2 separate regions of the Homo sapiens genome follow, and region 2 is linked to region 1. A link is an interaction called in ENCODE POLR2A ChIA-PET data of the cell type or tissue named here. Cell type or tissue: IMR-90. All regions are shown on one strand. Links, peaks and the distances in the headings refer to the core of each region. The heading gives the core; the rest is flanking DNA. Region 1 has its middle 8.2 kb from the start of NT5DC4. Region 2 overlaps IL37 (interleukin 37).

Region 1 (15,981 bases), core at 4,300-12,299:
TATATCTACTGTCTTCACCCTTTTTCACAGCTTGAGTCATTCAATAAATGTTGAGTGTGCACCTACTACATGCCAATCCCTGTAGATACTGTGGATATGCTATGGAACAAGAAAGACAAGCTCCGTGCTCTCTTGAGTCTTCCTGAAGGGTCACATCTACTATATACATAGAAATGTAAAAAGAAATACATGCTTGTTATTTTAAAAAAGAATAAAATAGAAGTGTATAAAGTAGGATGTGAATGTTTCCCCTCAGTCACCCTAATCCCACTCCTCTGTAGTCTCTATAGTTAATGGCTTGGGGTGTAGACTTCGATGGTACCTTTGGCTAAACCAAATCTGCATGATGTGGAGGTCTCAGGTTGTGGCAGACCTGGCAAAAGTATTTCCAGATGGAAATTGGCACTGGTTGGGATGTAAAAACCAAGCCAGAGTATCCCCATTTTCATTCCCAGAAGTTCTCTTTTCGATAGGCTTGCCTGATTGTTGCCTGCTGACCTTGGAAGTACTTGAGGCTTCCAAGATGTGTTCCTTGCAACCCTGGCTGGGATGCTGTTCTAAAAGATTCCATGGTCAAAGGAGTTTGAGATACACTCTCTATTATAATTCCCTTCTTGGGGGCTCATTATGCATATCAAAGCATCAAAACTCTGAGAAGTCCTGCAGTCATAAATCTTGTTTATTCCCATCTTCCCTAAATGTATTTAATCATGTCTTCTATTTGTTCCATGGAACTCTCGTAACTCCTTGTTGATCCCGGGTTCTGTGGAACTGACTCAGGGAGCCCAGGAGCCTGTGCTAGCCCATCTGCATATGGTTATTGCACCAATAGCTCAAGGAGGTAAGCAAGCAAAGTGTTCCAGATCAGTGACTGACACAGTGTCCTGTGCAAATGTGCTGTGAATACAGCATTTCTCCAGGGCATTTTGTATCTTTCTAGGGTGAGGCGAAGGCCTCCGAGGATGTGAGCTTCCCCTGAAAAAATTCACAGCAGATGACCAGTGATGCAGACCAACCTCGCCACCACTCATGCAAGAACATTCTATATTCATGACCTTTGCTTGTGAAACCCAGTGACCACTGTGGGCTCTAGGCTTATTTAGACATAAGCTTGGCTTGCACTCCAAATTCAATGCCTTCTAGAAATCCAAAGTACTCCTCAGAATTTCCACCATTTCCCTAGACACCATGCCCTCATGTTATCTCTGACTTTAGCTCCTGTTCCTATGGGTGCTGTCCTGGTTCCACGCCTCCAGATGGTAAAAATGTCAGCCCTTGAGATTTCTGCAAAGGGATCTCTTCACAGCAAGCATGTGGTGTATGGGAGGTTTGGAGCAGGAGTGGGCATGTGAAGAAGACAGAGGAGAGGTCTCGGCAGCCTATGGTATGGTAGGCAGCCCCATCTGTAGAGTCCCTGATCTTGGGGGCACCAGTGGCCTCCATCTCATCCAGTCCTGGCTTCCTTTGCACGTGTTGCTGCTCTCTTTCTGTCTCTTCCTTTCCTTCCCCTCTCTCCACCCCCTTTGCTGCAAAGACTCCTGACTCACGCAAGAGTTCAGCCCTATCTGCAGATCTCACCTTACTCAAAGGGGCTTATCAGGCCAGTGGTGAGGGAGTGTGGTCTGTACAACCACAGGAAGCGGGTTGGCCTGTTGGAGCATGAGCTCTTTTTTTGCTTTGTAGATCTTGGTATTTGTTCTTCTTGGATTTTCTAGTGCTTTCTGGAAACTCTGCTTTCTCAGGCTGTAGGAATGGGAATTCAGGGCATGTCCCAATGTGGGAGCAATGAAGGAAGCATAGACAGAGAGATATGTGATGTGCGTGAGAAAGGACAATTTTTAAAATTTTTAATGAGAACAAATTTCTTGGAAAAGATAATCTAAACAAAAGGAAAAAAAATCCAAGTTATAAGAAGAGTATACAGTGAAAAGCAAGCCTTCCTCCCCACTTTCAGTCCCTTAGTTCTTGTTCCTAAAATAGCCACTGTCACCAGCTTCTTATTGATCTTTTGGGAAATGTTTTATGTGTATATAAACAGAAATGTATATGTATTCTCCCCCAATAAAAAAAATAAATGATAGGCTGGACGCTGTTGCTCACGCCTATAATCCCAGCACTTTGGGAGACTGAGGTGGGTGGATCATTTGAGATCAGGAATTCGAGACCAGCTTGGCCAACATGATGAAACCCCGTTTCTACTAAAAATACAAAAATTAGCTGTGCATGGTGGCGGGTGCCTGTAATTCCAGCTACTCGAGAGGCTGAGGCAGTAGAATCGCTTGAACCTGGGACGTGGAGGTTACAGTGAGCTGAGATTGCGTCACTGCACTGCAGCCTGGGCGACAGAGTGAGACTCTGTCTCACAAAAACAAACAAACAAACAAACAATAAATAAATGGTAGCCTGTCATACATATAATTTTACTTTTGCCTTTTAAAAATTTAACAGCATATACCTTCACTATTTTACATGGAGCTACTTATAAATATATGTTCATAAACACACACAACACACGTATATTTTATTTTTTTCCTTTTATTGGCACAAAAGTCAAACCTAGGTGATCCTTCTCATCAGCCATTGGAGAAGGCTTCTAGGGCATGGGATTTTCCAGTATGAGGTGGTATTCTGGGTGCCAGAGATTCCTGACGTCAGATTTAGTGACGATGAACACTAAGCATCGTTTCCAACTGCTCATAGCTGTGGCAGATTGTATCCTTGTTCCCAGTTCTCTTCTGTCCACTCTGTAACAGGATCTGTCTGTATCACCCCAGGCCGCGGGACCTGGAGCACCTTCCCATGGGAGGAGTGTATTCCCTTGCTTCCTTGGCTTTAGGCTTGGAAGAGGGTGGGAGTTGTACACGCCAAGTCCAAGTCAAAGCTCTAAAGACCATTGTGGACTTCTGCTTTGTGTCTTTGTCCGTGACCATGAGGTTGGAGATAGGAGCTGGGCTGTTCCTTCAGCTTGGGTCTCAGACTAAGAAGACATGGAATAAAGCCACAGTTGACCCACATCTTTGAATGATGTGTGTGAGAAATAAACCGTGCTTGCTGTAATCCCCTAAAATTCTGGAGTTGTTGGTTACAGCAGCCTAACCTGGTGAAAGGTGACTCCTGCTAGGAGACAGTGTTGGCTGTGCTCAGTCACAAAGCACCAGACGGCTCTGAGGATCTGGTTCCTTGCTCGCAGTGTCCTCTGTTTGATCTGGATCAGCTGTCCGTTGATAAAGAAGCTGAGCTGTAATCACAGCACTTTGGGAGACCAAGGCAGGTGGATCACCTGAGGCCAGGAGTTTGATACCAGCCTGACCAACATGGTGAAGCCCCACCTCTGCTAAAAATACAAAATTAGCCAGGCGTGGCAGTGCATGCCTGTAATCGCAGCTACTTGGGAGGCTGAGGCAGGAGAATTACTTGAACCTAGGAGGTGGGGGTTACAGTGAGCTGAGGTCGCACCATTCCACTCCAGCCTGGGCAATGAGAGCGAAACTCTGTCTCAAAAAAAAAAAAAAAAAAGGAACCTCAGGTTGTTTTTACAGGAACCAAGATGTCCCACACTTAGGGACTTTTCTGTACTTTCTATATGATGTGGAAGTGCCAATAGCTGGGGATTTTCAGGAAGTTATTTGGCAATGCAAAACAAGAGTTCTAAATAATTTTCACTTCTAGAAATCAGCTCAAGATAATAATTAAAAATACACAGGGAGGTTCATGGTAGAGTTATTTGAAAAATTGGAAGCCACCTAAATGCCCCATTACAGGGCAACAGTGTATACACTATTCTATGTGATGGACATTATGAAGCCATTAAAAATCAAGTTGCTGAATATTTAATGACATAAAGGAGATGTTGGTTTTTAATATTGAATGAAACAAACAGGACACAGAACTGCATATGTATAACAGTCCTAATTTGCAGAACAAATTTAGGATTGTGCCGTTTATAATTTTATATATTTTTTTCACTTACACTTGTGAATAAACATTTCCCCTCAGTCGTCAAATAAGTAAATATGTATAAAAAGAAGACCAGGAAGGAAATAAGCAAAAATAGCGGTTATTTCTAGTAGAGAGCATTTCCTTTCCTGTACTTTCTATATTTTCTAAACATTCTACGATGAATGTGTACTACTTTTATAATAAAAAAAAGTGGCTGCTACTTAAAAATGAGAATTATTCCGGTCACCTCTAGGGCTGTGCCTTTGTGCTGTGCTTACCCAGGGGCCTTAACTGGGGCTCCTCGTCTAAGAATAAGCCTGTGTGTTTAATTAGGTCACTCTCCTGCCGACCTAGAATCTCCGCACAGGGCTTAGCTTGTGCTGCCCAGAACCCCCCAGGAGCCGCCCTCCGAGGGAACTCTCAGCTTCTCACAGACAGGCACTGCTTCTGCCTGCTGAGTGTGAATTTGAGACTTCTGTGAACTGTCACTCCTACAGAGCTGCCACTCTCAGGTCTCTCCAACCTATCTTCTTTAAAAATCAATTCAGACGGCCGGGCGCAGTGGCTCCCGCCTATAATCCCAGCACTTTGGGAGGTCAAGGCGGGCGGATCACTTGAGGTACAGAGTTCGAGACCAGCCTGGCCAACATGGTGAAACCCCGTCTCTACTTAAAAATACAAAAATTATCTGGGTGTGGTGGTATGCACCTGTAATCTCAGCTACTCGGGAGGCTGAGGCAGGAGAATCGCTTGAACCCAGGAGGCAGAGGTGGCGGTGAGCCGAGATCGTGCCACTGCACTCCAGTCTGGGTGACAGAACGAGACTCTGACTCAAAAAAAAAAATCAATTCAGACATAACTTATTGAAGAGAAAATGAAGACGGGAACATTTTAACCATTTTGGATGATGATAATTCATTAATTCAATAATGAACAATAGCTGCGGTGCCAGGCAGCTACTGTTCATTGTTTCCTATGGCCTTCCCTGTATGTCCTGTGTCACATGCATTCAGGCTCTGGAGTGACTGGTGTGTGGACAGAGGGAGAGGGAGAGTTCTCAGAAGTCAAGCTGGTGTGACAGCTGGAAAAGCCGCCTGGGAAGGAGCTCATCCCAAGGGCAAAAGGAGCTTGGCACAACCAGCTTGACCCAATAGAGAGGCCTTCAGTAGAGACTTCCTGGTCTGCTTCCCCACGTGCTGTTTCACTCACATCTTTATCCAGGTCTGGCCCTTGTGAGGGTGTGCAGTGTGCGGTGTGGGGTGCTGTGCGGTGTGGTGTGCATGTCTGAGTGTGAGTGAGTGAGAGTCCAGGGTCTAGTGTCCACGGGGGAAGCTGCAATGGAGTCAGGGAGCAGAATTGGGGACAGTTGGAGAAGGGGCAGCTGGGACTGGCAGCCTCATAGGGCAGAGTCTGTGAAAAAATAGTACAGCCCCATCCACTTTCAAAAATAGTCTTCTGTAACTGTTTTAGAATAACCCATGTGAACTGTTGGTGACACCTTGGACCTTGTCATCTCCCAGGCTGCTCCACATCTGAAACCTTACATTTTATCATCTTTCATGGTTTTAAATTCAGGTAGGAGGTACATACAGTGATGTACATGAATTCCTATGCCCACTGCTGGGTCTGTAAGATTCACGCATGTTATTGTGGGTAGCATGTTTGGTTTTTCTTCATTGCTGATTCCACTGGGTCGACACGTCACCATTTATTGACCCATTCTGGAACTGTTGAACATTTGGGTTGTTTTCAGTTTGCGACGATGTTGGATAAAGATGATGTGGCATTTTGCACACGTCTTTTGGTGGACACAAACCATTGTCTTTTTTTGCTTGCTTGTTTTGGGATGGTGTCTCACTCTGTCATCCAGGCTGGAGTGCAGTGGCAGGATCTCGGCTCACTGCAAACTCCACCGCCTGGCTTCAAGCGATTCTTCTGCCTCAGCCTCCTGAATAGGTGGGACTACAGGTGCCTGCCACCATGCCTGTCTAATTTTTGTATTTTAGTAGAGACAGGTTTTCACCATATTGTCCAGGCTGGTCTCAAACTCCTGACCTCAAGTGATCCGCCTGCCTCAGCCTCCCAAAGTGCTGGGGTTATAGGTATAAGCCACCGCAACCGTCCCACACCATTGTCTTTTAACCCACTTTCCTTCCTGTGGCCTCTTTGCTGCTCATTGAGACTCTGGTCCTTCAGCCCTGCTGGGTTTCTTGCCCATCAGTCTGGCTACTTGCCCTGAAGTCATTTCTTTCTTGGCTAAGACTCCTGCAAGGGTTGTCTTTCATAGGCTGTTCCCACGTCTGCACCCTCCTCTCCCTCCTGACTCCTGCCCTATCTCACCACTGACATCTCATCGGCCAGCCAAGGCCTCCTCTGACCTATTGCCTAGTGTAGGGGGCACTGGGGCCTTCTCTCCTTCTGCCTTTCTGCAGCACAGTGCCTGCTCCAGGGGCTTGGGCCAGCCTTTCTCTTCCTCCTCTTCCGCTCCTCTGCCTGCTTCCTCTTGGTCTTCTCTGCTGGGTCCTCTCCTGTCTCCATCCTACCTGGTTGTTCCCGGGGCTCCGTTCTTGCCTCTCTTTCTGTCCCTCTCCAAGGGTCCTGGTGCTCGATCTTTAGCTGCCATAGATGCCGATGCAACATCTCTCATCCTTGCTCCCTAGGTCCAAAAATCTAGGGGGTTTTCCAAACTCATTTGATGGAAAACCTTGATAGGCCTGGACAGGAGGTTATTTGCTGTCCCTATGTAGCCACTTCGTGTGAATGAATATTCATATGTTGGCTGCAGGAATGTCAATGTGTTTGACTGTGGGCTGCTGCCCCAGATCCCAACAAGGGTGTGATCGTGCATATATAGAGGAAATTATGTTTTACCTTCTTACATCCAGAAATTATTAAATCTAGCTGGGTATGGTGGCTTGTGCCTGTAATCCCAGCTAGAGGCTGAGACCAGTGTATTGCTTGAGCCCAGAAGTTCCAGACCAGTCTGAGCAACAGAGTGAGACCCCCGTCTCTAAAAAGATTTTTCTTAAAAGGAAAATACTGAGGCTGGGTGCAATGGTTCATGCCTGTAATCCCAGCACTTTGGGAGGCCAAGGCGGGCAGATGACCTGAGGTCAGGAGTTTGAGACCAGCCTAGCCAACATGGTGAAACCCTATTTCTATTAAAAATACAAAAAAATTAGCCAGGCATGGTGGCGGGCACCTGTAATCCCAGCTGCTTGGGAGGCTGAGGCAGGAGAATTGCTTGAACCAGGGAGGCGGAGGTTGCAGTGAGCCAAGATCGCACCATTGCACTCCAGCCTGGGCAACAAGAGCAAAACCCCGTCTCAAAAAAAGAAAAGAAAAGAAAAGATTGAATCTGAATATATCTGGCCCTAATGGGTTCAGATTAGGAATTGTAGACCTGCAACTCCCAAGTGTGCCTCAGCCCAGGCCTCCCCAGCTCATGAATGGGGCCGTTCACCCTCCTGACAAGCCCCCTTCCTTCTGGCATCCCTGGGTGGGTGACCCCATACTCCTCTGGCTCCTTAGAATCTAAGCCTCTTCCCTCACCAAGATCCCCTACGGCTGATCAGTTCTCAAGTGTTGACTAACGTAGTGTAGTGGGTCTCTGGGCTGTCCTCCCTTCTCTATTTTCCATCAATTCAGGCTCTCAGTAGTGCCTTCCTGGGCTACTGCAGTGACTTCTCAGCAGCTCTGCTTTATCTGAGCTTCCAATGCCTCCTTGAGCTGACCCCAGGGGCAGCTTTAGAAACATGGTGGAGCACATCCTCATCCTGCTCAAGATGCTGCCTGGCTCCCCACCACCTACAGGATCAAGGTCAAGCTCTTTAGTGGAACACAGGAGCCTCCCAATCTGGCCTTGCTCCCTGCTCGCATCTCCCATGGGTCCCTGGGGACTGGTTGTGGGCGGGTCACACCCCTTCTCCCTTTCACACTCACTGTTGTTCTGCTAAGAATTCTTCTTGTGGGTCTGCCCAGGGGGCTCCTGTTCAGCTTTCAAAAGAGAGTGGGCATCACCTTCTCCTGGAACTGTCTTCACCCCGGACCCCTACAAAGGCCAGGTTTTTGGTGAAATACAACTCTCCTGTTGATGTCCTGCTTCTATATTTTACGCCCAAAGCCCCGTGACTGTAATGCGGCCAGGGAGATCGACCCTTCTTGCACAGGGGATTAGGTCACTCTCCCTCTTGCCACTTTCCACATATGGTCTGTCACCTACAAGATAAAGTCCCTGGAGAGCCACTGCAGCATGCCCCAGCTCACCCCTCATGCCCTTCTGCTGCCTTCCCAGTCACGTGTGCCCCCCTCCGGCCAGGCCTGTCTGCTTGCGATTCCTGCCCACTGGCCAGTCTGTCGCTCAGCACCATTCGTGGACACCCTTGCATGAGTGCGGCTCCACCTGCCCTTGCCTGGTGGCTTATCCTTCAAGACTTCCTTCTCCGGAAAGCACTCCCTGATCCCCCTGGGTGCTCAAGGACATGGGCTCATCTTTTCACTGTTTCCTAGTAACATGTGTTTTCTGTCTCCTCCTGTACTGTGAACTCACTAAAGGACAAGTGACACATCTTACTCATAGTTTTGAACCCAGCTTCCAGCGTGGGCGTGGCGGAGGCAGATGCGTAATCAATGCATGTTGTCTGACTAGGATGGTTTATGAATAGGAGCTGCCTGGAATGCGCAGATCTCAGACTCCCACCAGCTTCCCCTTGCCTCTGAACTCTGCCCTGGCCCCTCCTCATCCCTTCCACATCCTGCTGTGTAGATACTCGTCCCTTCCGACTCTGAAGGTTGCAGGGAGGGGGCCCGTGGCTCTCTGTGGGAGAGGTGCCCCAGCTTTGGCTCTCGGCCTCCCCTGGCTGAACCTCAGTGGGAGCTGAGCAGGTTTGCCGTGGCCTTGGATGCCCTTCCTTCTGCCCCAGATCTTGCTTCGGTGCTCTCCTGCAAATCCCTGCCCTCTGCTGCTGGACTAGAGGCCTCCAGCACCCTCCCTGACATGTTCCTCCAGGAGAGGACACAGCTGTCTCCTGAGACTCCGGTGCCCTCCACCTCCGCGATCCTCAGATGCTTCCCTGGGGAGACACGACCTGTCAGGACTGCACAGCTGCTGAGATGAGGGACCCCTTGCTGTTCCAATTTAGGAGTAAATAAGGCTTCGCCCCCTCAGGGGTTAAAGAGGAGTCCCAAGAGCCTTGCACTGATGGCACTTTGGGGGAACTCTTGGCTCCTGGTCTCCCCTGCCTTCTCTGGGCTGTGTAATGACATTCTTGTCCCCACCTCTCTTCCACCTTTCCCTGAAACTGCAGGCTCCAAGGGCTCCAGCCCAAGCTTGGGGTCAGTGTCTGGCATGCCCTCTGCCCGGCCCTGGTCCCAGCATGCCCACCCAGGTCACACAGGCGCACCCCGTTACCCACCCACCCACCCACGCTCACACATGCATGCAGGCCATCATACAAGCTGACAGCCACACTCATGCACATGTGTGCACCTGCTCACGTGTGCACATATATCCACACTCACACATCCCCCACTCACAGATGGACTTACACACGCACCACAAACTCTTAGCAATGTCCATTGTTTTGATGGAAGGAGAGACAGGTTTTTGGAAATTTCCTAATCTCTTACCCCAAATCTCTCCCTCCATGACCCTGAGCCCCAAAAAGTGGCCAGCATTTGCCCTGGGTAAGGTAGAATTGAATCTGGACAATGGTGCCCCATGTCCCTGACTCATTCTCTGACCCCAGCCAGTAGAGACCACCCTTTGGTCACAGACTGGTCGGAGTCCCTCCCCAGCCAGCCTAGAACATGCCTTTTAGCAGTGTGGCCACATCAGAGGGGAGCAGACACCTGGGGACCATAGCATGGTTCAACGGCCATTGCCCTCAGGGCAGGTCCCATCCTTTGCTGTCCCGTGTGGTTCGTTTTCTTTCTGCCTCCCAGCACTGGGCTCCTTGCTGGCTATGTGAAATTCCTTTCTCTTCTAGACTAACTAATAAAAATCCTGCATTTTCTTTAATACCTCATCCAAGACTCTCCTCTGTTAAAAAGACTCCCTGGTGTACTGGTTAGGTCCCCCGCTCAATCCCTCTGTACCAGCTGCACCTGTGCAAGGAAGGCCCTGTCTGGAAGGAGGTTTCTGGTCACCTCAAGATGGTTTCTCCAAGCTCAGGAGAATGGAAGTTGCCCCATCCCCAGGCCACAGGTTCTGCACTGCTAAAGCTGTGGTGGATGCACTGTGGGGATCTGGAATTTTGCCTCTTACAGAAGGTGAGGGGAGACAGCCACGCCCTGCACTTGGTCCCTGCCCCACCATGCACCCCGGTTCTGGTGACCTCTTTGAGTGCAGGCAGTAGTGAACAGAGCCTGCTTGGCCTTGACACTTTTTTTTTTCAAGAGAATGGGTCTCGCTCTGTTGCCCTGACTGGAGTGCAGTGGTGAGACCATGGCTCACTGCAGCCTCCACCTCCTAGGCACAAGAGATCCTCCCCACTCAGCCTCCTGAGTAGCTGAGACTGCAGATGTGTGCCACCATGGCTAATTTTTTGAAATTTTTAAAGAGATAGGTCTTATTATGTTGCCCAGGCTGGTCTTGAGATTCTGGCCTCTAGTGATTCTCCTGCCTTGGCCTCCTGACTCACTGGGGATTATAGACGTGAGTCACCGTGCCCGGCAACACTTTTTAAATGGATACAGTCTAGGTAGAAGAATCAAGAGGAATGCTGGCTGGGTTGGTCCTGTTTCCACCTCCCTGTAATAAAGGAGAGCTGCCAAACTGGGGGCTCAGAAGAAGGTGGGAGGAAGAGGGGAAGAACTCCAGGATAGCAATAAGGAGGCTGGAAAAGGGGTCTTGGAACATAGACCTTCTTTTTTTTTTTTTTTTTTTTTTAGCTTTACACATTTTTTAACTTTACTCCAAAAGTGATATATTTTTATAAAAGTAATTTGTGCTTAATACAAAAAGATTAGAAAATAAAATGTGAAAGACAAATATATAAAAATCATCCATAATCCAATCACTGGAAATAAACATTTTGTTGTACATTCTTTAATATCATGTACTATATACATAATCACTATTTATTTGAAAAGTAAAAATAAACCTTTAATTTCTGGTGTGGAGGGCATTAGGTACTCTGAGAGACTCCTCCAAGGTAGAACAGCTAGACTGTAGACAGAACAAAGCAAAACTCATGAGCTGATTACAGAGTTAGTAGTAATGATATTTGGCTACACAGGGGCATGCAGATTGCCCTGCAGTTAGATTTTTTTTTTTAAATAACACTATAACAGGAAAACTGAGTCTTAAACTAGCATCAAAGTGTTAGTGTTTTAACTGTAACTCATTAAGCCAGGACATCAAGGATGGCTGAAGTTGTTATAAGTTCAGAAAGAAATCAAAGATTTCAGCAGAAGTAGACAAAAATCAACTCTACAAAAACAGTGATCTAATTTAAGCCATATAATTTGCACAGATGAAGGTCAAGCACCAAACTCACAATCAAGGACAATCCCAACATGTTAAAAAGGCAAGTCAGCATTTTTTTATGTTTTTTTTTTGCATCTTTTTTTTAAATTTTATTTTTTATTATTATACTTTAAGTTTTAGGGTACATGTGCACAACGTGCAGGTTTGTTACATATGTATACATGTGCCATGTTGGTGTGCTGTACCCATTAACTCATCATTTACATTAGGTATATCTCCTAATGCTATCCCTCCCCCCTCCCCCCACCCCACAACAGGCCCCGGTGTGTGATGTTCCCCTTCCTGTGTCCATGTGTTCTCATTGTTCAGTTCCCACCTATGAGTGAGAACATGCAGTGTTCGGTTTTTTGTCCTTGTGATAGTTTGCTGAGAATGATGGTTTCCAGCTTCATCCATGTCCCTACAAAGGACATGAACTCATCACTTTTTATGGCTGCATAGTATTCCATGGTGTATATGTGCCACATTTTCTTAATCCAGTCTATAATTGTTGGACATTTGGGTTGGTTCCAAGTCTTTGCTATTGTGAATAGTGCCACAATAAACATATGTGTGCATGTGTCTTTATAGCAGCATGATTTATAATCCTTTGGGTATATACCCAGTAATGGGATGGCTGGGTCAAATGGTATTTCTAGTTCTAGATCCCTGAGGAATCGCCACACCGACTTCCACAATGGTTGAACTAGTTTACAGTCCCACCAACAGTGTAAAAGTGTTCCTATTTCTCCACATCCTCTCCAGCACCTGTTGTTACCTGACTTTTTAATGATCGCCATTCTAACTGGTGTGAGATGGCATCTCATTGCGGTTTTGATTTGCATTTCTCTGATGGCCAGTGATGATGAGCATTTTTTCATGTGTTTTTTGGCTGCATAAATGTCTTCTTTTGAGAAGTGTCTGTTCATATCCTTCGCCCACTTTTTGATGGGGTTGTTTGTTTTTTTCTTGTAAATTTATTTGAGTTCATTGTAGATTCTGGATATTAGCCCTTTGTCAGATGAGTAGGTTGCAACATAGACCTTCTTTTTAAGAAATTTTGAAATTTGGAAGTAACTTCAAGTTTATGAAAAGTTTAAAGGTAAAAAATAGTACACAGACTGTCCTTACAGGCTTTACCAAGATGTACCTGTTGCTAACATTGTACTCTGTTTGCTTTGTTGTTTGTCCCCTGCTCTATATGAACACACATGGGTATGTATGTATGTATGTGTATGTATGTATATGTGTGTATGTATGCATGTATGTGTCCATCTGTCTGTATGTATGTGTATACACACAATTATTTTTCCTGAACCACTTGAAGGTAATTTACACTTATCATGAGCTTTATCCTAAATTCTTTAGTGAGTATTTCCCAGGAATAGGGATATTTTCTTACATTACCACAATATAGTCATCAAGTTCACAGGTTTACATTGAGACAGAACTTTCATCTAACCCACCACCCACACTGCAATCTTATTTGTTGACCCCATCATGTCCTTGGCACTATATGTGCCTGCAGTACAGGATTCTGCGTAGGCTTGAATATTGCGTTCATTCACCGTGGCTCTTTAGCCTCCTGTAATCTGGAACATTTCCTCCACCTTTCTTTGTCTTTAACGACATTGAAAAGTCAAGGGACTTTTGTGATGGGCCATGGGCAGAGGCGGTTTTGCCTACCGATTAAGAATACGGATGCTGGCACCCAGCTGCCTGGGCTCAGTCCCACTCTGCCATTTATCAGCCTGGTAAGTGTGGGAGAGTTGCTTAACCCTTCTGTGCCTCAGTTTGATCATTCATGAATCCAGTGAACAGTTAGCCTGTCTCGTGGGGCTGTTAGGAGGCTTGGCACACAGTAAAAATGGGCAACCATTTGCTTATTGTTATGGTGGCAAGTCTTTTCTTGAAGGGGCTCCCAGTGCATCAAGCCTCACAGGGGTGCCTTAGCATTGGCTCAGGAATCAGGACCAAGCGGGGCCTGTGGCAGCCTGCAGTCCTCCCTGACTGTACATGCGGTTAGCCTAAGGACTCTGTGGTCTGGACAAGCAGCCATATCCTAAGACGGTAGCAGAGACCATGCCAGCCAAAGACTCAACAGGGATGTGGCTACCTTAACAGACAGCAATGTGAGGACCTGGGACCCTCCAGGAAGTGAAGCCCTTCCCAATTACCAGTGTGGCTGCGGATAAGTCCCACACTGTCGAGTTGACCCCAGAAGAGGTACCTGGAGAAGGGACCCGAGAAACCACTGAAGTGATTCATCGTACCTGAACGTTGCTGGATGGCTTCACCACCCTCAGGTGCACAGAGCCTTCAAGATAGAGCCTAAGTTCAGCTATAGGAAAGGCAGGTTTTGTACAGCTGCCATGATGCCTCCCAGTGGAAGGGCTGAGCAACCCCTAGAGACTTCTCCTAACCAGGTATTACTCCTCCTTCTCTTTTCTGACCTAGAAAGGAGCCAGGCAATGTGGAAAAGGGGCTTAAAGGGCTCCCATGAGATGAGCAGAGCGCATGGAATAATGAGTGGAAGCGACTCCAGACAGCCTCCTGATTTCTGAAGCTCAGTTCTCCCCTGACACCTTCCGTGAAGGCTGCTGTATATAGCCTGCTAACCATCAGCCCGTCTATCCACGAATCTACCCATCCAACTGTCTGTCCATTCACTCATTCATGCATCCACCCATCTCTCCATCCATCCTCCATTCCTCCATCCGATGAGGAAACACATATCCTACAGCCTCCATATCCTTGCCTCACCATCTTAATACAGTCATGCGGGGCTTGACCACAGGGATCTGTTCTGAAAAACGTGTCATTAGTCGATTTCACCATTGTGTGATGTCATAGAGTGCACTTACACAAACCTAGATGGTACAGCCTACTACACACCTCGGCTGCAGGGTACAGCCTATTTCTCCTAGCCAGCATCACCACAAACATGTGAGTGATGCTTTGCATTATGATGGCGATGAGGTCACTAAGCCATAGGAGTTGTTGAGCTCCTTATCACCTTATGGGACTCAGTGGCATACGCAGTCCACTGTTGGGCGGAACATCGTTCCGCAGCACACAACTGTGCTTGCTCACCTGGCTTTGTCAAGGAAGGAGCTCTTCCATGGATATGTTTTTCTGTTGTTGTTCCAGATAACTTTTATCCTTTTAAGAGTGCCACCTTCATTTAGTTTAGTTTAGCCATTTTAGAGAGAAAGTGCTGAAACCGACTGTAAACTTGTCTGTCTTTTTTTTTTTTTTTTTTTTTTGAGACGGAGTCTTGCTGTGTTGCCCAGGCTGGAGTGCAGTGGCACGATCTTGGATGACTGCAACCTCTGCTTTCTGGGTTCAAGTGGTTCTCCCACCTCAGCCTCCTGAGTAGCTGGGATTACAGGCATGCGCAACCATGCCTGGTTAATCTTGGTATTGTTAGTAGAGATGGGGTTTCACCGTGCTGGCCAGGCTTGTCTCAAACTCCCGACCTAGTGATCTGCCCGCCTTGGCCTCCCAAAGTGCTGGGATTACAGGTGTGAGCCACTGCGCCAGGCCCTTTTCTTTCTTCCTTTCCTTTTCTTCATTTCCTTTCCTTTCCCTTCCTTCCTTCCTTCCCTCCCTCCCTCCCTCCCTCCCTCCTTTCTTTCTCTTTCTTTCTTTCCTTTCTTTCTTTCTTTTTCTTTCTTTCTTTCTTTCTCTTTCTTTCTTTCTTTCTTTCTTTCTTTCTTTCTTTCTTTCTTTCTTTCTTTCTTTCTTTCTTTTTCTTTTCTTTTCTTTTCTTTTCCCTTCCTTCCTTCCTTCCTTCCTTCTTTCTTCCTTTTTCTTTCCCTTTTTATTGACAGGATCTCACTCTGTTGCCCAGCCTGGAGTGCAGCAATCTCGGCTCATTGCAACCTCCAACCCCTGGGTTCAAGCAATTCTCCTGCCTCAGCCTCCCGAGAAGCTGCCAAGAGGCTAATTTTTTTTTTCTCCTGCCTCAGGCTCCCAAGAGGGCAATTTTTTTTTTCTTCGTATTTTTAGTAGAGACAGGGTTTCACCATCTTGGCCAGGCTGGTCTTGATCTCCTGACCACGTATCCACCCACCTTGGCCTCCCAAAGTGCTGGGATTACAGGCGTGAGCCACTGTGCCCAGCCTTGTCTTTCTTTTTAAAAGAGGGCCTGGCACTTCAGTTAAGTCTTTCTGGATGATCCAGGTCACCGCTCCAAATGGAAGTCACATGCTTGGTTGTGGAGCCAGTGGTATGGGCCCTCAGGGAGTATTTAGAACTCTACACTAAATGGCCCCAGTGGTTCTGCTTTTTGACACTTCCTTTTGTACTTTCTGCCACCCCCCCATTCTGAGATCCCAGTTATCTTCCCAATTCTTATAGCCCTTGGCATGCTTCTAGCAATGTCTTCTCTAAATGGCCTTGAGCTGGGAAATTTGATAACCAAATGTGTCAGAATTGTGCATAAAGCAAGAGTACTGAGTTATTTCTTTTATCATGAGTACAGTACGGAGCCTCCTGACTTTGTATCCCGTCATTTGCCTCATTCTGGGTTCTCCGCTACTCTCCAGGCCGCTGAGGTCCATGGATGCATA
Region 2 (15,981 bases), core at 3,033-11,032, 210 kb after region 1:
AATTTATATATATAAATATATCTCCTCCAACCCCTCCCAATGAAGCAAGTCACGTGAGTCAATCCTACCCTAAGATATTAGGGATTGAGCCTCCTGGGACATTTGGTGGCTTAGGTTTTCATGAAAAGAGGTTGCAGAGCAACTGCTTTTTGTTAGGCAAAGATTAGGCTACTGCAGAGACTCAGCAAACTTCTATAGAAGGTGTCAGATGGTAAGTATTTTAGGCTTTGCTTGCCAGATGATCTCTCAACTAGTTAACCATGCTATTGTAGCCTCGAAGCAGCCAGAGACAATATGTAAACAAGAGCATGGCTGTGTTTCAATAAAACTTTATTTAAAAAAACAGTCAGGGACCGGATTTGGCCAAAGGCCATAGTGTGCCAGCCCCAAGACTAGAGCAATGCACTTTTAACTTTTTTATTTTATTTTTGTAAAATGCCAAGATCCACAAAAATGCTATTGCACCCCGTGTGTTAGCACTGTGACTCAAGGTTTGGGAAATTCTGCTTTGAAGGCGTGATAGACAGGAGAGCATGGTCTGGCCCCTTGGTGCCTTTCTGGTTGCAGCGAGCATTTCAAACTACAGAGCAAGGCCAGTGGTCTGTTCAGCACTAGAGACATGCAGCAAGGTGTCCTGGGGTGAGAAGATGCCATAACTGGTCCCCTTTCTATCTCCTTAGGTCTTGGACTTCATTCCATTTTCTGTTGAGTAATAAACTCAACGTTGAAAATGTCCTTTGTGGGGGAGAACTCAGGAGTGAAAATGGGCTCTGAGGACTGGGAAAAAGATGAACCCCAGTGCTGCTTAGAAGGTAAGGTTCTTGTAGAAATCTACCTCAGGGCCAAAGTGTAATTCCTAGAGCAGAACTTTGCTAGGTGCTGTGCACAGACCCAGTTGTTTCCTGCTGACTTGCACAGTAAGTGAGCTTTCAAATTTCCCTGGACAAATAACTAGACAAGAGAAATTCTGGAAGGGAAAAGGAAGCTTTGCTTCAGTGTCCAGGCACATCAGGTAGTAGATAAAAGGATCGTCCTCACCTACAGATTTGGGGCTTTAGCATCCTGTTTGCCAACTGGATGGTTGCATATGCTTCAAAATGCACCTCTTCCCTCCCAACATTCCCAAGTGGAAGAGAAGCCTCCGATGAGAAGCAGCTCTCTAAGGCTGGGCTGAACAAATGACCCAGGCACAGGGCATCTGAGTATTCCATGAGGAACACATTTGGGTGTTGCCCATGGGGGACAATAGGAGGAGGCTTTTGACCCAAATGATTGTCTACTGAGGTGTGACGGGAGAGGCCTGTGACATGCCAGAGGCCAAACCCGTGATCCAGTTCATCTCTATTCTATGTTTCTGAAGAGGGAAGCTATGATTTAATGTCATTACTATCATGCTGCTCTAGTATTTCTCAGCACATACACAGAAGAGGGAATTAAATGGTCTTTGATACCCCTAAATCCTTGGAAAATCCGAATTGCATATGCTAACCTCACTGCGTCTGACTGCAGACCCGGCTGGAAGCCCCCTGGAACCAGGCCCAAGCCTCCCCACCATGAATTTTGTTCACACAAGTAAGGCCTCGGGGTGAGGTGATGGGGGTGGCTGAGGTGCGAGGGTGGGGATGGGGGATGGAGCCATTGGGTCCTCTTACAGGGTGGGAGAATTGTAGAATGGGGACACCTAAGGGTGCTGGATGGGGCTGAAGTCTTTCCTTTGTGGAAGCAAATCCCATTAGGAGATAACTCTGGGAAAGATGAGCCCGGGGAGGGGCAGGTGATGCTCACCTGCTAAGAGGCACAGGGCAAGGAAGAGTTTGTGCCTGGGAACCTTCCAGGTGCCTCTTCTGACCATAGCCAAGAGACTGGAGACACAGACCTCCTCCCAGCACTGAGGACAAACAGCCATGGGGCCAGTGGGGGTGCAGGGACACCCACACCACTAAGGGCTCAGGGCGGCGCCTTCAGAGCCTGAACCTTCCTCTCATGCTGCCATTTGAACACCACAACACCCTAATAGGAAACTGTTAACATTGCCACTGTTCAGGTGTGGAAACCGAGACAGACAGTGGAGATTCCCTGCCCTAGGTGACACAGGTAATAAGTGACAGATGTGGAAATTTAAAGGTACTATAACGTCTGTCTGCCTGACTCAGGCTTAAGGCTCCCATCACCTCCTCTTCTCAGGACAGAGTCAGGAGGCCTCAGCCTGAGCCCCAGCTCTAGTGCAGGTTCATGTGGGAATACTGAGCCTCACTAGTACAATGGCAGAGAGGACCAAATGGGACCAGGTGTGTAAGGGTGCCTGGCACAGTTGGGGGAGGCTGCTGTCACTTCTCCACCGCTGCTGCTGCAGTTACCTTTGATGTTTTAGTTTTGTTGTAGTTACACCATTGCTGGCTTTGGATCTGCACTGTGTCCACTCCAGGTGGAACCACGCACACAAGCCTCTCTGTCGGGCCTGTCCTGACTTCTCCTTGTCAGGGCTGGGATCTCCTTCAAATCTGGCGGAAGTGGTTCTCCAAGTCTGGTCCTCAAACGTCAGCAGCATCAGCGCCTAGAAGTGTTAGGAATACACATTCCCAGGCCCCACCACAGACCTCCTGCCTCAGAAACTCAGGGCGCTGAGGCTCTAGGGGCTGCTTTAACAAGACTTCCAGGTTATCGTGACGCACCTTGAAAGTCTGAGAGCTACTGCCCTACAGAAAGTTACTAGTGCCCTAAAGCTGGCGCTGGCACTGATGTTACTGCTGCTGTTGGAGTACAACTTCCCTATAGAAAACAACTGCCAGCACCTTAAGACCACTCACACCTTCAGAGTGGCCTTGAGAAAGATTTGGGGTCAAGGATCATGAGCGAGAACACCACTTAAGAGGATAGTGAACTAGTCTGCATGTGAGACGCTGAGATCCTATGTCAGGCTGTGATAGGAGGGAAACAGAAACCAAAGGAAAGAACAGCTTTAAGAAGCGCTTAAGAGGTACAAAGTAAAATGATGGTGCTAGAAAAGTAGCTTCTTAAAAAGAGCATTTTCCAGTCTCACCCTGGACTAACTGAATGAGAATCTCAGGAGTGTGAGGCCCAGGTATCCATGGTCTTAAAATGCCACCCACCAGGTGATTCCCAGTGTGCACCAGGGGTGAGAGTCACAGCCTTAGGCCATGCCACTCAAAGGGTGTCTTCAGACCAGCAGCACCCACAGCTCTGGGAGTGCATCAGAAAGACAGAGGCTTGGCACCACCCACACCTACTGAACCATAGTTTGCAGGTGATTTCTTGCACATTAAAGTGTGGGAAATGGAAAAGCTTAGAGTTCAGCTAGCTCGGTGACTCTCAGTCAACCTGCACCTGCTCCATGAACTCAGACTGCCTGGGATGGGCCCAGAAAAGCTCCTGAGGAGATTCTGATGTAAGGCAGGGCTGATAACCATGGATCTCATCTGACCCCATATCACTGGGGAGTTACTTAGGATCTTGCCTGGGGCCAGTCATCTCTTCCATAGACACTGAGAGTGTCCACGATGCTTGGGGCACTACAGGGTGGGAGGTGGAGGATCACGGGTGAGTCAGATAGGAAGCCTGCTCCTGGGGAGCTTACAGTGCTATAGGGCAGCGAGCCAAGGATGCCAATACCTGTGTGCAGGTACCACTGACGAGTGCAGAGCGCTGCAGCACCAGAGAGGAAGCTACCCTGTGCAGAGGGGGCTGAGGAGGGCTGCAGGGAGATGACAGGAAAGCCGGTGTTACAGGAGGAGTCCTCCCCACTCTTTGGGCATGAGGAGACCAGGAGGACATTCTACAGTGAGAAACCCAGGCAGAGGCCATGTGCTTATGGCATGGGAAAAGAATGACACCTTAGACTTATTCTCTACATTAGAATTGCCTACCACAGATACCCATATTATAGCTTCACATAGTGTGGTGGTTACTGTGTTTTCATATTGTCACATTTGCCATTTTCCAGCCACCCACCCATTCTTGACAGTCACTGGCCCAGCCTGGGGGCCCCTGTTCTTTATCAAACAAGTGCCTGAGCTCTTTGCAGAGGTGAGGGTCACCTGTCCAATCAGAGGCCAGGAGGGAACGTTCCCTTTTAAGACCCTACTCTAGGCAGGCCTGGCCCAAATGAGTTGCTAGGAGCCCACGCCCTAAGAACCCTCTGAGCACTGTTGTGGCTGGTCCTGCTGCTAGAAGTTGTTCCTCCAGGGCCAGGTGCAAGATTTGTGGCTTTTCAAAGGAGCCACTAAAGCTCCAGCTCAGCCTTGCACCGTGCTGGGCTCCTGGGGGCTTCCTGCCTCCAACCCTCCCAACTCTTCCATCACCGCTCCCTTAGCCTGGCCAGTGCAGGGATCTGTTCCACTCTAGGCACTGCTGAGGGAATGATGCCTCCAGTCAGAGGGTGCAAAAAAGAGAGTTAAGAAAAACAATGATTATAAAAAGTCCTTTTTATACGCCAGACATTTTCTTTGCTCAGGCTAAGTGCTACTTATTTGAGTAAGCATTTTAGTTCTCATAACTCCTCTCTCAAGTAGGTGCTGCTATTACTTTCATTTCACAGATGAGGACATTGAGGTTTGGAGAGACTTAGTAACTTGTCCTCTGTCCTACAGCAGAGCTGGGATTTGAATCTATCTGTCCAAATCTGGAACCCATTTGCTTGCACAGAAAGCTTAATTGCTTGTCCCAGCAAGATAGAAAGCCTGGGAGTGGAAGAAATATTCAGTGGCTGTGATGTCTGAGCCCACAGGCAGGGTGGAGAGCTAGGGCTGGGGCCCTTGGACGTGGGGAAGAAAGGGCTGAGTCTTCCATTTTCAATGTGAAGTGTTGATATCTGGTGATATTGATCTAGGTCCAAAGGTGAAGAACTTAAACCCGAAGAAATTCAGCATTCATGACCAGGATCACAAAGTACTGGTCCTGGACTCTGGGAATCTCATAGCAGTTCCAGATAAAAACTACATACGCCCAGGTGACTCTCAGTTTTGGCTGTGTTTTCTGCCTCCACCTAGCAGGGGTAAGGCCTCCTGCTAGGTGGGCTCAACTCCATGCTATACCATGCCCCATCTCCAGCAGGTGGTGGAAGCGAGGAGGAGAGGCCCCAGGGACTAGGGCATCAGATGAAGGGTCTCTAGCAATGACCAGATCTGAAAGTAGTCTTTCTGGAAGGGCTGGAGAAAAAGAAGGAGGCAGACACTTAGACTGGAAGAAGAGGAGGCTTAAACCAGTGTGATGGAGGGAGAAGTGGACCACAGAGTCAAGGGAGAGGGACTGTGCATCAGGCCTGAAACCCCAGCAGACAGGAGAGACCTTTCCCTGCTCTCAGAACCCACACATGTTCTGACTGTCTTTTTCCAGAGATCTTCTTTGCATTAGCCTCATCCTTGAGCTCAGCCTCTGCGGAGAAAGGAAGTCCGATTCTCCTGGGGGTCTCTAAAGGGGAGTTTTGTCTCTACTGTGACAAGGATAAAGGACAAAGTCATCCATCCCTTCAGCTGAAGGTGAGAGTTCTAGCTCAGTTTCCTGGGCCTTTGGCTACCCCAAAGTAAAAGGCCAAGATCCTCAATGCCTCTCGCTTTCCTGCAAATTCTTATCTTGGCCAATATAACAGGGACATCCACCTTTCTGGAAGCACCAGGCAGAAGAGCCCCATAACTTCTTCTCTGGTTCCTTGCCCCTTCTAGGGAAGGAGGAGAGACTCCTCACAGCGGGGAGACAGCAAGGAGCTGAGCACCTGTTCTCCTCTCCTGGGCTCACTGGTCCTGGCCCTGGGCGGGTGGCGGTCCCCTCCTGCTGTGGCCCTCCATGTGGCAAGCAACACAATTGGGCCAGGACCCTGGCGTGCTGCTGTAGGGTAGGAGGGTGTGAGGGAGCACTCGGAGGGCAGTGTGTCTGCCCTGCAAATTTAGTCCTGGATGGAGCACCTTTCACTTGAGGGGAGAAATCTTAGGAAGCTGAATTAGATACAGATCTAAGCCATATTCTCTAATTTTAAAAACTATAGAGCTGAGATTTTGGTATCCATCTGACTCTTACGTCTCTCTCTCTCTCTCTCTCTCAGTTTATTTTTAATCTGGGGGACAAGAAGGCCTGGAAAAGAGGGCAGGATTGCTTATCATCCCTTAAATACCAGTACCAAGGCTGACACGTCATCTTTCCCAAGGACCATCTGCCTTCTCTCTTTTCCTCCTCTCCTGTGTAAAGGCCTGGAGGATGAGCACATGTGCTGTGTTTTCCTCCCTCTCAAAGCCTGTGCTATCTAATTAATCCCTTTTACCTCACAGAAGGAGAAACTGATGAAGCTGGCTGCCCAAAAGGAATCAGCACGCCGGCCCTTCATCTTTTATAGGGCTCAGGTGGGCTCCTGGAACATGCTGGAGTCGGCGGCTCACCCCGGATGGTTCATCTGCACCTCCTGCAATTGTAATGAGCCTGTTGGGGTGACAGATAAATTTGAGAACAGGAAACACATTGAATTTTCATTTCAACCAGTTTGCAAAGCTGAAATGAGCCCCAGTGAGGTCAGCGATTAGGAAACTGCCCCATTGAACGCCTTCCTCGCTAATTTGAACTAATTGTATAAAAACACCAAACCTGCTCACTAAACTTTCTGTCATTGGGTTTCATTTCTCATTCATGCTTTAAGGATTTGTGTTTTTAGGATATAGCAAGAAGCTTGTTTAATTACAAAGTTCTGGGTTGGAAAGAGACCGGCTTCTGCTTGTGTACTGCTACCCTGAACCATCAGACATGCATGTGTGTGTCATATGCTATGATGTGGCCAGTCTGAGTGCAATACTTGCAGTGGGAAGGAGCAGCTGGGTGCATGCTGTGCTCTAGAATTAGTCTTTCCTACTGGGGTTTGGTAGATTCTGAGGGCATTGATCCTGGGGCAGAAGTGGCTGAGTCTGTGTCTAGGGTACAGTGTGCAAGAAAGAAATGTAACAGCAAGTCACAATCCAGCCAAGTGATAGTGGAAAAGGGGTAGTTAGGTCCCAGATAAGGAGCAGGGTGACTTGACCTGTGGGAAAGGCACAGAGACAAGGAATCTGGGTCAGATGACAGCCAGGAGACCAGGTGAGGGAGGAGCCAGGTACTGTCTGGGAGGCTTGTCAACAAGGGCATGGTCCTATCACTAAGCAGGGCTCAGATCCTCATAATGGGGGAGTGGAAGGCTGGCCGAACAGAAATCAGGGCCTGGAAACAGAGTGAGGGGGTGGAGACAGGAGACTGAGGCTTGGAAATTAGTTTATTAGTTTTAGCTCTTCAGTTACAAGCAATAATAATAGCTTCTAGCTTATTTAAGCAACAAGTATACTACAAAAGGAGCTTTCTAGAAGGATATTGGGTATATTCATTTCTTACTGCTGCTGTAACAAATTACCACCAACTTAGTGGTTTAAACAATGCAATGTATTATCTTGCAGTTATGGAGGTCAGTCTGGAATGTGTCTCACTGGGCCAAAATCAAAGTATCAGCAGGATAGCATTGCTTTGGGAGGCTCTAGGGGAGAGTCAATTTCCTTGCCTTTTCCAGCTTCCAGAGGCCACCTGCATTCCTTGGCTAGTGGCCCACTCCCATCTTCGCTGCTTGGGTTTTTCTCACACTGCTTTGCTCTGACCCTCCTGCCTTCCTCTTTCACATATAAGAACGCTTGCAATTTACATCGGGCTCACGTCAATATCCAGGATACTCTCCCGTCTCAAAGAGGCTTAACTTTAATCACAGATGCAAAGTCCCTTTTGCTATGTCATGTAACATATACACAGGGTCTGGGGATTAGAATGTGGACATTTTCGGGGTGCCATTATTCTGCCTATCATGTGAAGTAACTTTCAAAATGGAAAGACATGCTGAAGAAAAAGTCAGGGATTTCTGGCAGGCCAGAAATGACAGAAGGCAGAAAACGTTGGTCCCATCACTCAGATGGGTAAGAGCCAATCATGCTTTTTGTCAGTTAGCAAAAGATTGAGATTCCAAGCAAAGCATGCAACTGCCCTAGTTTGGGTCATGTGTCGACTCCTTGGTCAGTGAAGGGCAGCACACCTTGATCAATACTCCCTCCAAGACTGTATCCAACGAGGCCAGTGATGTTCCTCAAAGCAGAGCTAGAGAGCTAATCCCAGGAGAGAGGCGTGTGGGTGGTGGGCAGGAAGACAAAGCTCAGCCGTAAAGGAGTAGTAGGGACAGCACCCCAGGCATGGAGGCTCAAGTGAGATGATACCCATGGGAAAAGCTCTGATAAGGTCAGCTCCTTCTGTTTCTGATCCTGATGGTGATGGTGATCAACACCAGCCCAGTGACAAAAAAGTACATAGTATATTTAGTAGATGTTTCCCACACAGAGAAATGGTAAATATTCAAGGCGAGGAATACTCCAAACATCCTACCTTGATCATTACACATTCCGTGCATGTAATGAGTACTTGCATGTATGCCATAAATATGTGAAATATTATGTATCACTATATAAAAGAAAAAAAAATGTGGCCAGGTGACATCCATATTTTGGAGAGGAAGGCATGTCTTCTTCATAATATCACAAAACTATTTTCACAACAAAGACACAGCTGTTCAAATTAGTCTCTGAGCCGGGGCTGTCTCATGGCAGTGAGGACTCTGGTTCCCTTACAGACTAGCAGAAAGGAGATGGGGCTTACTGACCATGGCCTTGAGGAGGCCGAACATGCAGGCCAAATGGAGACACAGACAGCCTGGGCTTGGTCCTGCTCCATCCCCTTCCAACCTGATGAGATATAGTGAGTCACTATGACATGGGTCACTCATGCTTCCTGTGAGGCTCCACCAAGACAGCAAGTGCATCAACACCTTACGGAAGCACAAGGCCCTGTTTGTTGTTGACTTCATGAAAGGCATGGTTGTGGTGATCGCATTGAGTAGGCTTTTGGGTGAGAGGTGAAAAACCCCAACTATCATGCATTGCAGCCCTCTGGTGGAAACTGTGCTTCAGGCTCTAAATTTCAGGCTCTAGACTGACTCCGGGATGAGTATTTGGAAGCTGAAGTCAATCTGTGGTCTCTTCTCCTGTAGAGCAGGAGTCAGCACTTTTCATAGAGTGCCAGATTCTATATATCCTGCCACATGCTCTGTTGTTACAGAACAAAGAAGGCCATAGACAGCATGGCTGTGTTGGCAAATACACAAAACAGGCAATAAGCTGTATTTGGCCTTTAGGCTGCAGTTTGCCAACCCCTGCACTAACACAGAGCTTAAAGGTGGTGGTGGTGTGCTGGAGCTAGCTTATATCAGCTTGCAATAGCCAATTGCTAACATCTCTTCCAAACTCTGTGTCTGTGCCTTGATGTTGATAGTTTGAAATTGGCTACCCCATTTAATGCTGCAATCTTTTCTCACCCCAGCACTACTGACTCCCCTTTGCCCTGTCTTATTTTTCTCACTCTAACATGCTGTATAGTTTTCTTCTTACATTTATTGTTTGTGTCTTCCACTAGCATGTATGTCCCACAAGTTCTTTGCTCTGTGATGTATCCCAAGAACCCACTGCAGTGCTTGGCACTTGTAGGAACTCCATAAGATTTTTATAAATGAAGAAAGGAAGAAAAAAGAGAGGGAGGGAGAAAGGAAAGGAAGCCTTCTATTTAAATGATGGCCTTCTCCATATTTCTATAGTAATATGACTTCCCTTGCAAAGGAGATGCATTTTGGAAAATGTGTATAAATAAACTCAGGTGGTTTTGAATTTCATTTTCCTAACTGTAATTGTAATCATTGGTCTTTATGTTTAGTGAAAAAGTTTTGGCCCTTATGCCTCACACCTGAGAATCCCAAAGTATTGGTTTGTTAGAGCTCCCATAGAGAACCATAAACTGGGTGGCTTAAAACAACAGAAATGTATCGTCTCCTGGTTCAGGAGGCCAAAGTCTGAACTCCAGGTGTTGGTTCATTCTGAGAGCTCTGAGAGAGAATCTGTTCCAGGCCTCCCTTCAGTTTGTGGTAGCTCCAGGGTTCCTTGGCTGGTGGCAGCAAAACTCCAGTCTCTGCCCCCATCTTCACATGACTGTCTTCTCTCTGTGTTTCTGTGTCCAGATTGTCCTATAAGGACAGAGTCATACTGAATTAGGGCTCACTCGAATGACTTCATCTTAAGTTGAACTGTATCTGTAAAGACCTTATTTCCAAGTAAGGTCACATTCACAGCTACTGGGGGATAGGACCTCAACATATCTTTTTGGGGGACATAATTCAACTCATAATACCCAACATGATAACTGTTCATCCCATGAAATTTAATGTCTCTCAAAAGGTGATCTCAGGGCATTTAATCTGTGACAGAAACTCCCATAGGAAACATTCCAACCAGAAGCTCCTTTCACAGCTGGTCACTCCTCCTACCCCATCCGAGGTCCTGGGGCAGGGTGAGGCAGGTGGGGACAAGAAGAAGGCTGTCTCGGGTGTAGAAAGAGAAGACCCTTATTCACCCGGCACTCTGTTCATGAATGAGCTATCCAGCATAGGATATAATAAATCGCTTTAGGAGTGGTAGACTCCAAACATTTTTTTGGTCCCAGTTATCCTAATCAATTAAACAAACTCTAGAACACATCTTGAAGTGCAGGCATTGGGACATTATGAAACTTACACAGAATTCAAAAATTTACAAGGGCTAAATAAAACAGGGTCTGACATCTAATATTTTCTTCCCACATTCCCATGCACTGTCTGGCTCAACCATCCCCAACCCTCACTCTCATCCTGGTGGACACATGCCTAGTGATGTGATCAGCTGGTTCACAGGGGGCTGGTGATGGTGGATATACAGCTTTTGCCAATTTCCATGGCATAACTACTCCAAATATGGCCAATTTCAAACTACCAACATGAAGGCACAGACACAGAGTTTGGAAGAGATGTTAGCAATTGGCTATTGCAAGCTGATATAAGCTAGCTCCAGCACAGCACCACCGCTACCTTTAAGCTCCTTGTGTTAGTGCAAGGGTTGGCAAACTGCAGCCTAAAGGCCAAATACAGCTTATTGCCTGTTTTGTGTATTTGCCAACACAGCCATGCTGTCTATGGCCTTCTTTGTTCTGTAACAACAGAGCATGTGGCAGGATATATAGAATCTGGCAGTCTTTAATAAGTGCTGACTCCTGCTCTACAGGAGAACACAGATTGTCTTCAGCTTCCAAACATTCATCTCTGAGTCAGTCTAGAGCCTGAAATTTAGACTGAAGCACAGTTTCCACCAGAGGGCTGCAATGCATGATAGTTGGGGTTTTCACCTCTCACCCAAAAGCCTACTCAATTTTTTACTGCAAAAACATGTTATCATCATTATTTTTTACTTAGCCCACCTTTCCTTGGCAATTTTCCATAGGAAAATGCATTCTAAATTTCAACTAATCAGGGGACTTGGAGCCTCTGGACACCCCCTTGTTCCTTGCCCACAGTCCCTTGCAGAAGGTGCCTTATCAGAGCGGCTCCATGCAGGGGCTCAGGACAGGATCAGATGTCAGTTGCACCAAGGGGGCAGGGACAGATCCTCTCTGCTGACCATGCAGAAGGGACTGTTCAGTGCACCGTCATGGTCCTGGTGATTTCTGGCCCATAAGGGAATTTTCACATGCATCGGGTGATTGTCACATCAGCACAACACTGTGAGGAAGGCAGAGTGAGAATTTGTGTGCCCATTTTATAGGTGAGAAAACAGATGCAGAGACATTAAGTAACTTCACCACAGTCATGCGGGTTTTAAGTGGCAGACTTTCAGGTGTTGTGACTCCTAGTCCAGAGTTCTTTGCACTGCCCCTGAGGTGCTAAAACTCTACTGTGCTTTAAGACTCACTTGGGGAGCTTCCTAAAAAGAGAGATTGCACAACCTGAGATTCTTGTTTAACTGTTTTGGGATGTAGCTCAGGGATCTAGCTGCCTTAAAAAAAAAAACTCCCAAGTAATTCTGATGCAAGCGGTTCTTTCTTGTCCACCTTTGAAGAAACACTGCCTCCTCCCTATACATTTCATTAGAAAATGGTAACATGTTTTTCAGCCTGAGAGCCATTTCTGGGTGACCGGACGTCGGCAGCCCGCTGTACTAGCTTTCAGTCTAGGCTTAAACACACATGATAGGAGATGTCCTACTCCAGATGATATGAGTCTGAACCATGGAAAAATTCCATTGTGTGGCACATCTGGTGGGTGTGCACTGTCCCCAGCAGTGAGGCACCCAGTGAAGACAGCAGCTGGGAGAGGCTTAGTTACATGCAGTGGGACAGTGTGGGCTAGACTGCTGAGCCCTCTGCAGTTTACTCTGTGTCAGGCAATGAGGGTGAAAGGCTGATCAGACCCACGTGCAGACCATACCCTCCAGGGAGACAGATATCAGTCAGGACAACCCCAAGTGTAGCTGGAGAAGCAGTGCCCAGGTATGACCGGATGTGTATCCAACCAGGAAATCTGCATATAAATATAAGAGGAGAAAATGAACAGATGTTGCTCTTATATGTAGATATTTATGAAGAGCATATAATTTTGTTTTGTGTGTTTTAAGAAGTTTATAAGTATGCCTTAAAAATGTATGGTATATACTGTAGGTATTTTTTCCATTAGATATTTTGTTTTTCATACTTATCCACATTGACATTGTAGCAACAGTATAATATAACAACCTCCTCTACAAAAGCAGAAGGAAGTGAAGCTTTGGAAGGAAGCACCCAGTGAGCTTGCCCCTTTCAGGTGGGTGCAGTGAGCAGGAGTCAGTGAGGTTGAGATCCTTTGAGAGGAGGCAGTCATTAACCAGGAAATCTGCACTGCATCCTGGCCACACCTAACCCTTGGACAATGGTGCTTGGAGCGCCTTCCAGCTCTTAAGGCTTGCGATTTCTTTCTCTCACTCTTCACCCACGATGATTAAATCTTCTCCTACAGAGTTGGACAACAAAGCCTTGAGTTCCTGCCTCCCCTGGTGTGATCACGAGGCATAGACATGGCCAGGAACATGTAGGTGTCTTTGAAAGCTGAACAAGTTAGTAAATTTCAAACCTCATTTCACCCACCAGTAAAATGGGAATAATAATAAACCTATTTTACATAGGGTTGACAAGAGGAGTAAAGAGGGATTCAATGAAAGTTCGTTATTATCATTTGTAGTAGCAGTGTTGATAATATCAACTGAAAGTTCATTATCATTATTAGTAGCAGTATTGATAACCCTCTTTTCTGTGCCTTCTCACTGGTGGGCCCAGGCCATCAGCAATGCCCAGGGTGTCATGGATCTCTGCTGCATCGGGCACCAGCTGTGTCAATGGTGAGAACAGTACAAGGGTGGGCAGGGCAAGGCAGGAAGCACCCAGGAGCAGCAGCTTCATGGGGTGAAGATGTCAGGAGCTTAGGGACAGTCAGAGCGGGTGTGCCTCCTCTTGTGGAGCCTTTCTGCGTGGGTAGGAACTGCTGCAGCTGTGGCCATGGATTCACCTGAATATGGGTGGAATTAGGCATTCAGCTGGGTTAGCTGTGCCTAGAAGGAGGAACTCTAAACTGAGAACTTGTCCCTATTGCCACCTCTGATAGGCAGATGATCCATCCATCAGTGGCTGAGCTGAGGTGTGCATGGGGATGGGTAAGAGCCCACACACAGGGCTGATGACTGAGTCTATTTAGAACAATAGATGTAAAATCTGATAATGTAAAATGTGATAGATTATTTTGTCAATTAGAAATGGTACCATATAATTATATATATACATAAACATGTATACATATACACACATATACATGTGTGTATAAACACACACAGTATTGTCCCCTACTCATTCCATAAACCTGATGCCTTTAGCTGGGATTCCCAGCTTTCACTCTCCTCTCTGTCATCTGCTGTCTATATCCTCCCCATCCTGTAATTCTGGCTTATATGCCACTTCCTCCCTAAAGCCCTCCCTCAATCCCTTGCTGGAAGTGACATTTTCCTCTTTGAGCTGCCCCTGCTTGTGCTTTGGTGAGGTCAGCTGTATTGCAGTACCTTGTATTGTGGTTGTCACATCATCGTATAGAATTAATTTCTGACACATTCCGTATTTTTCAAAGGGCCTAGTGTGGGGCTTTAACAGTAACTACGCCACCACGCCCAGTTAATTTTTTGTATTTTTGGTGGAGACAAGGTTTCACCATGTTGGCCGGGCTGGTTTCGAACTCCTGACTTCAGGTGATCTGTCTGCCTCAGCCTCCTGGAGTGCTAGGATTGCAGGCATGAGCCACTGCACCCAGCCACCTATCAAAATTTTAAGTGCCATTTTTATTTTTTATTTTTTGTAGAAATGGACAAGCTGATCGCAAAATTCACATGGAATTGCAGGAGGTTCCAAATAGCCAAAACAATCTTGAAAAAGAAGAACAAAGTTGGAGGATTTACACTTTCCAGTTTCAAGACTTAGCTCTTAGCTACAAAGCTACAGTAATCAGAACACTATGGTCCTGGCATAAGTGATGCTGGACAGGTGAGCCCCAAAGTGGGACTTAACCTGTGAAGGTTCTTGGCCTTGCCCAGGAAGGAATTCAAGGGCAAGCCCATGGGACAAGAAAACAGCTTTATTGAAGGGGCAGTATTACAGCTCCAGCCCTGTTACAGCTCCAGCCCTGTTACAACTCTGACTACTCCTGCACAGAAGGGCTACCCTGTAGGCAGAGAGTAGCAACTCAGGGCAGTTTTGCAGTCATTTATATCCACTTTTAACACATGCAGATTAAGGGACAATTTATGCAGAAATTTCTACGGAATTGGTAATAACTTTTGGGTCATGGAGTCATCATGGAAGGGGGGCGGGGAACTCCCTGGTGTTGCCATGATGACGGTAAACTGATATGGCGAACTGGTGGGTATGTCACATGAAAAGCTCCTTCCACCCCAGCCCTGTTTCAATTAGTCCTCGGTTTGGTCCAGTGTCCAAGTCCTGCCTCCAGAGTCAAGTCCCACCCCCTACCTCTTAAGGAGAGATGTAAATACATGGAATAGAATTGAGAGTCCAGAAATAATCTCATACATCTATGATCAATTGATTTTCAGCAAAGGTGCCAAGACCATTCAATGAGGGAAAGAATCATATTTTCAACAAATGGTGCTGGATAACCACATGTGAAAGAATGCAACTGGGCCCTTATCTCACACCATATACAGAAATTAACTCAAAATGGCTCAAACACTTACATGTAAGAGCTAAAACTATAATATTCTTAGAAGAAAACAGGGATATATCTTTATGACCTTGGATTTGCTGGCTGATTCTTAGATGACACTGAAAGCACAAGCAACAAAAGAAAAAAAAATAGGTAAATTGGACCTCATCAAAATTTAAAACTTTTAGGCTGGGTGCACACCTGTAATCCCAGCACTTTGGGAGGCTGAGGCAGGAGGATCTCTTGAGCCCAAGAAGCTGAGGCTACAGTGAGCCGAAATTGTGCCACTGCACTCCAGCCTGGGTGACAGAGCAAGACCCTGTCTCGAATAAATAAATAAACAAATATATAATTATAGATCTCTGGATCTTGCCTTCGGAGACTGACTCAACTAACTGGTCTGGGTGGGAGCCCAGCCATTTGTATTTTTTGAAAACTCTCCAAATGATTTTACTGTGCAGCCAAGGTTGAGAATCACTGTATCATAGGGTTGGACTCCTAACTGGAAACAGTTTGCACCATCAGGTGTCGCAGCATTCTGATAATAGTTAAGCTTTCCTCCTAGATTTTCTGATATTAGATGAGTCATGTTTACAAGTTTTTACCAAGAGACAAACTATCTTTCTGCCCTTACTTTCTCTCTTATACTATTCTAATCCCAGAACCCTTTGGAACTTCCACTGAGAGATGAATCTAGAAAGTGACTCTCTTGGCTACAACAGAGAGTAATGTTGGCCTGTTTGTGCCAGATCCAGTTGGTGCTGGTGGTGGGACAGCACCTCCCTGAAATCCCCTCCTCTCCCGTCAGATTCAGTCCCCCATTTGCATCACGTACAATC

What was found. ChIA-PET counts read pairs that join two places held together with the same protein. Peaks named below come from ENCODE experiments on the same cell type or tissue, not always from the same donor. Only the 100,000 strongest peaks of a DNase experiment are listed, where the experiment ranks them.
Region 2: POLR2A ChIA-PET joins it to region 1 with 7 read pairs; 3 of 35 experiments call an interaction of 5 or more read pairs at or near these places.

Annotation. Positions count from the first base shown.
Region 1 is chr2:112,704,831-112,720,811 of GRCh38, forward strand. It overlaps a transcript of NT5DC4 not described here. Among named protein-coding and RNA genes, the nearest start is that of NT5DC4, 8.2 kb to the right of the region's middle. RefSeq lists an enhancer at 3,543-3,722. In IMR-90, for the core only: no CTCF peak of the experiment used is centred there; DNase peaks (open chromatin) are centred at 8,561 and 10,581; H3K27me3 peaks cover 263 bases.
Region 2 is chr2:112,912,283-112,928,263 of GRCh38, forward strand. It overlaps IL37 (interleukin 37), which reads left to right. Exons shown (of 6, transcript NM_014439.4): 2 at 681-812; 3 at 1,510-1,572; 4 at 4,847-4,966; 5 at 5,353-5,495; 6 at 6,279-6,600. The coding sequence starts at 731. The coding sequence ends at 6,527. Among named protein-coding and RNA genes, the nearest start is that of IL37, 9.1 kb to the left of the region's middle. RefSeq lists an enhancer at 4,754-4,803. In IMR-90, for the core only: no CTCF peak of the experiment used is centred there; a DNase peak (open chromatin) is centred at 8,769; H3K27me3 peaks cover 1,436 bases.